2 separate regions of the Mus musculus genome follow, and region 1 is linked to region 2. A link is a loop called in an ENCODE intact Hi-C map of the cell type or tissue named here. Cell type or tissue: gastrocnemius. All regions are shown on one strand. Links, peaks and the distances in the headings refer to the core of each region. The heading gives the core; the rest is flanking DNA. Region 1 has its middle 120 kb from the start of Gm40750. Region 2 has its middle 22 kb from the start of Poc1b.

The links. A loop is a pair of places that touch in the nucleus more often than their neighbours do. Peaks named below come from ENCODE experiments on the same cell type or tissue, not always from the same donor. Only the 100,000 strongest peaks of a DNase experiment are listed, where the experiment ranks them.
Region 1: a loop joins it to region 2, with 2.6 times the contacts of the local background. A loop is called at or near these places in 2 of 42 quality-filtered maps.

The regions. Positions count from the first base shown.
Region 1 is chr10:98,683,819-98,686,735 of GRCm38, forward strand. No RefSeq gene overlaps it. Among named protein-coding and RNA genes, the nearest start is that of Gm40750, 120 kb to the right of the region's middle. In gastrocnemius, for the core only: no CTCF peak of the experiment used is centred there; no DNase peak of the experiment used is centred there; H3K4me3 peaks cover 1,187 bases; H3K27ac peaks cover 1,538 bases.
Region 2 is chr10:99,083,884-99,086,800 of GRCm38, forward strand. It overlaps the pseudogene Gm51755. Among named protein-coding and RNA genes, the nearest start is that of Poc1b, 22 kb to the right of the region's middle. In gastrocnemius, for the core only: a CTCF peak has its summit at 1,217 (motif pointing left); DNase peaks (open chromatin) are centred at 721, 923 and 1,215.

The sequences.
Region 1 (2,917 bases), core at 231-2,730, 400 kb before region 2:
GAATTGAACTAGGTTCCTGGGTTGGACCAGTGAACAGAGCATGCTCCTAACCTCATTCCACAAGCCAACAGATACGGAGTACTACTGCTATTTGTTGCACAATTGCAAGTATTTAAAGAGCTATCAAAGAGATTTCTCTGGACCAAGCTGCGGATGGACCACTACCGGTCTTTGTATGGCGATACTGAGATTAATTAACTAAATTGAATTCAGATGAACCTAGAAGACAAAATGAAGATTACCTTTAAAGGGGACTGTGAATTAAACAGAAGTCCCTAGGATAAAATCAGTTCTCCATAAATCCTAGCTATTCAACAGTGGCATGGAAATGTTTGCTTGTGGGATAAAAAACAGCCCTCCGTGCTGAGGGAGGGGACCGGCTGTTTTTACCATATACTAGTTCTTGCTTTACCCGAGTCACTTCTCTATAAATATGAAAACACTGTGCTGGCGCTTCACAGTTGTGTTTTTATGTTTCCTCTGACATCTCTCGAGTCAGCCGTAGGGGGAAGCCCCTTCCTTCCTGCCTGCTTTGTTTTGGTTTTGTGTTTCATACCTTTCCTGGCAACAGGGTCAGTGTAGTTCTCTGGTTACCATAGAATCCAGCTTGCCCTCCTAAGCGAATGTCCCAGGGAAATCAGCAAAGTACAGGAAGAGACACACTAAAAGTCCCTCACGCTCGCCCGCCCGGATTGAGTCAACGGGCACATTCCATTCACACTCGTCCAAAGGGCTTCTAGGTGGGGTCCAAGCTAATATGAGTGGCAGCTTCCAAGTTTTATTGCTTCAAATTCCATGATCTGTCAAATTGGTTTTTTATCTTTCTTTGCAAGATTGTAAGCAGTTTAAATGAGTCTCTTTATTTTACTATTCTTTCATTTGCTGACTAACTCCTTTATTGCTTCTTAAATGAACTCTGTGGCACTTTTAACTTATTCCCCAGCAAAAGGGAATTGGAAAAACGTTCTTGGAGAAAATGGTAAATAGAATACAGAGTAAGAGCGAAAAACAGACTCCATTAAGAGTGAGCATCGATGGGGAGAATGAAAACCTGAGCAGATATTCAGCAACGAGCCATCAAGAGCTGAGATTAAAGCAATGCAGATTGCACGTGCAAAAAAACATGCATTTCTAGAGACGGGAAAAAAACTCGCACTTTCTCAGACCATATTTTGTATAATCCACTAATAACCTTCCAAAGAAACTTTTTTTTGTTATTCTTATATTTTGAATGGCGAAATAGAAATGAAAGGGGTCACAAAACCAGAAAGCACTTTTTACAGGGCTCCAAATCCCTCAAGAAAAAAAAAATAATAACATTTTTTGTTATTTCACTGCCTTATGAAATCAATTAGAACTTGATAGCCTCTCGGGGAGATTAAATTTTTTTAAAAATACAAAAGAAAGGACAATGGGGTCACAATGGGGACACGGCACAAATGCAAAGTTACAAAGAGACAGAAGCACATGGAAAAAACAAAACAAAAAAAAAAAAAAACAAGATTCTTTGTTCCATTTTCCGTGCAGAGGATGGTGCCCTGACATTCAGGGAACCAGCTCTGTGCTTTCTCTTGGTGAAGAAAACATAAAGTTCCCTGGAACAGGCCTGGGGTTAGTAGACACTGTGTCCTGCTACAATAGCAATAGCCATCGATAAACAACCACTCACAACTTTCTGTCTTGGTTAAGCTGTTATCTTCGTCTGTAAAAGGCAACGTGGGCTTTTTTTGCGGTGCTTTTAAAAGAAAACAGTCTGCCTTTGATGGAATGTCATCTTTAAACTTTGCTTAGGAGTGTGAAGGCATTCTGTCAATATCTTGGAAACGAAATCTCTGAGAAGCAGGTTTCTGGCCCTAAGTTACATTATTTACCATTGACTTTTTTTTTTCTTGTCTACAAAGCAAGTGGGGATTGCAAGTAAGTTCCCTTTCAAAGAATTTCAGAGCTTTTCATCACTAACATCTGAGTATATGACTTAGGAAAATGCAGAACTGCAACACTTGTATAAATTATTTAATGGGAAAGTGCCAATCACTAAAGCATGTCATTCAGTAAAGCACAAGATCACGAATTTTCTAGGTCATATACTGGCCTTATGACTGCAGGGAGGTCGCCCAGTTAACAAAGTGCTTTCTTAGCAAGCCCAAGGTCCTGGGCTCAGTCCTTAGTACCATACAATTAATTAATTATCTATTTTCATTTTCATTTTAAAAATTAATTTATTAACTCACTTTCAAAAGTGACATCATGACAAATGACTGGAAAGACAGATATTAAAATCTTTCACTGTGGCTGTTAAAATTTAAGTATATCTATTAACCATCTTATTAACTATTAACTATTAACCATCTTATCCCTAGAAAAAGTCTTAACAATGTATCTCTTTTATTTCTGCATTTGCAAAACTAAAGTTAAAGGTGATATTTAAACCAGGAATAGGGGCATATGCCTATATTTTCAAAACTTGGGAAGCTGAGACAGGAGGATTAGGACTTCAAGGCAAACCTGGACTACATAGCAAAAAAGAAGGTTAAATTTAATAAAACATATTAACAATATTTTAGAATGCAAAATTCTCTGCTTTCTAAAAATGGCTTTATAGGGTCAGCTGTTAACACCCTATCAGAAGGTGAGTAGAGTCTGCCCATGTTGGACATTCAATGAAACTTACCAGTTTTCCTTTATGTACAATAGGAGTCAACCCACAATCATGGATGGAGGTTTTATAGACCATAAAGTAAACAATCTGTGTAAGATGGCTGAAGGTTTATAATTATTAACCAGGCAGAACCTGTGGACTCAATGTCTACATACACCTGCTTAGAAGAAAGAAAGAAAAAAAAGAACTGTTATCTTTCTATATCTTTTTTTTTGGGGGGGGGGGGTCCAGACAGGGTTTCTCTGTATAGCCCTGGCT
Region 2 (2,917 bases), core at 192-2,691:
TCAGCAGGTAAAGCTGCCGAGAGGAGGGTAGAGGTCAGTTACTGTGGGAATACGGAGAAGTCTGAACAGGCCAGAATAAAACGCATGTTCACATCCTGAAACCGTCCAAGGCAAAAACAATGATCATTATTGATTGGACTTCTTTTTTTTTTTCCATTATCAGTGAGAAAAATCTTATGACATTGGCTCATGGGCACCAAAGTTAAGGGATTTTCTAGGACGCAGTCGATCAGTGCTAAAACTGGAACAAACTGGAACTGCTACCTTAATCCGTAGCTATTATCAGGACCTTGTAGTCCTGCCCTGCTATTGCAGTGGAGGGACTATTTTAAGTAAAAGAATGCTGGTCTGGCACCAGATTCCTCCCCTATTCATCCACAGTCAATGGCTGATGTCATTTGTCGCAGCATTCTTTAAGTCCATCCTTGCAATCCGAGAGTCTCTTTTAGCATATGGGTCAGGTACCCACTATCAATCCATCCGTTAGAACACCCAGTGAGAGACTCTCTGACACTCTTGAATTAGAACTTTGGTCTCAAAGTCAGAAACTGAATTGGACCAAGTGAACCTTCCAGAACCTCTCTTGCTCCTACAGCCTTGGCCATTGCTGACATATTTGTGGCTAGCCTTCCGGGTTCCCTTGGGCTTGAATAAGCCCCAGATTTGCGTGCTCTGTCTCCTGCTGTAAGAGTGCCAAAGACTGGCCATGTGTCAGAAGAAATACAGCACACACCCCTGCAACATGAACAATCTGCCGGGTACTCTTCTCTTGGCTCTTTGTACATTTTTTGTTCTTGTTAGATGTATTTTCTATTTTCTACAGACACAGCCCTGACTTTATTAAGCCCTTGAAGACAGGGAAATCTTTGGCCCGAATGACTAACCCAGTAGCATGGGAGCGAGATAGTACAGGGCACAACCGTATGCGCGCGCGCGGTTTGAATGCAGGCTCGCTTCATCTCTGTAATGTAATTATTTTCTACCTGCTTCAATGACTTAGCGGAAATCAGGAACTTAGCAAACAGCAGATACTTAGTTCTGGCTTTGTTTGCTGCACATCAGTCCCGGTGTGGTGAATATAAGTGCGAAGGGGGAAGATCTCTATCCCAGACCCCAATCCCTTTATTCTTTTCCGCCAGACTCCATTGCCTAGGCAAAAGCTCCTTCCTTGCGCCCATGGCAATCTAGGTTCGCCTCCTGAAGGAGTGAAGTCCGGGAGCGCCCTCTAGAGGACAGCGGGGCTCAAAACCTCTGCTACATTACCGCTCACAAGATCTGTGCTGTGGTTTTATTTGTCCCTCCAAAGGTTGGTCCCTCCTCTTGTGTTCTGTTTGTCCTTCGAGATCTATTTCCATTTCTTTCTGCTTTGTTCTGGACCCCAGGCTGATGACCTTCCTTTGCCACCACCACTTAGCTTGATTTTAACCAGTAAAAGTCACCCGAGATGCATCGTTGAGATACTGTTTCTCTCAACTCCTCCAAGCCGGGCTGTTAGGGGTAGGTGGGCAGTGCTCCTCTACCCAACCCCACAGCTGCTCCCATGCAAACCCGCATGTTCTACCATGCCCAGCTCCTTGGTGTCAGCTCCCTGGACACAGAAATGACTTCCTGATGAGGCTAGCTAGCCTCGCGGTGGAAGTTCTGTCTTCAGCCTTGTGTCCCTTAGTCCTGGCTGTGCCCTTCTTTGTAAATAGCCCATGGGTCATGCTCTTCCCACTAGCCAGTCTGAGTATGCTTTATTTTCTGGTTCCTGTTGGGTTCTACTGATACTGTATGCAAAATCTTTGACCTAAGTCTTTTCTCTCTCCTACCTCCCCAATACCCTGTGAGCAATAAACCAATTACTGAAGTTTGCACAATGTAAGCATACTGTGTATATCTTAGGATTCTCTCCAGAATGCCTCCAGCAGGCAGGCCCTACTGTCTCTTGTTCAATTCCTACATAACCTACTTTCCCTCTACCTAGCTCCAATTCACTCTCTATTTAAAGCCTTCCACTAAAATGCTGCTTCTAACCAGGTCTTCCTAAACTTTGGTACACGTTTGTTGTTGTTGTTGTTTTGTTTTGTTTTCCTTATGTGCTTGGCATCTATGCAATTTCTATCCTATGAAGTAGCTGTCATATATTTGTCTGTCTTCACCTTTTCTTTAGTGTCTAGGAAGATCTTGGGTAGTTTAATTACATTCTGTGACTAGATTAATTAATAATGCCTAATTCAACCCACACACATCTCCTGAACCGTGGGGATTTCTTCACACGTGTTCTGCTCAGTGCTTTTGTTATATGATTGTGGGAAGGGATGTTGTCCCCTCCAACGTGAGGGGGCACACCCAGTTGCACCTGTCACTGGCAACCACCTCGTCACTAAGGAGACCGCTAGTGTGGAAAGAAAACTAGAGAGGAGGGAGGGCAGACTACAGAAGATCGTGGAAAGCAGAGTTGTGCCCTTGATCAAACTATGTCCAGCTGTCTTACAAGATGGTCTGTCTGGGATGGGACTTTTGTTTATAACCAAGTAAATATGTAACACTGGTGGTTAATTACTGTGGTGGCTTGAATGAAATTGACCCCCATAGGGTCATGGGAACTGGTACTGAGTCTCAAATACTCAAGCCAGGCTCAGCGTGTCCTTCTTCCTGTGGCCTGCCAATCCACATATAGAGAACTTCCAGCTACCTCTCCATCACCATGTTTGTCTGCATGCTACCCATTCTTCTTGCCATGAATAATAATGGATAATGATAATGGACTAAACCTCTAAACTGTAAGCCAGCCCCACTGAAATATTTTCCTTTATGAGAGTTGTTGTGGTATCTCTTCACAGCAATGGAACCCCTAAGACAATGATGAGACATATGCAACACACAATTACCAAAATGGCTGAGAATGCAGGTCACTTGGCTGCCTATTTGCCTG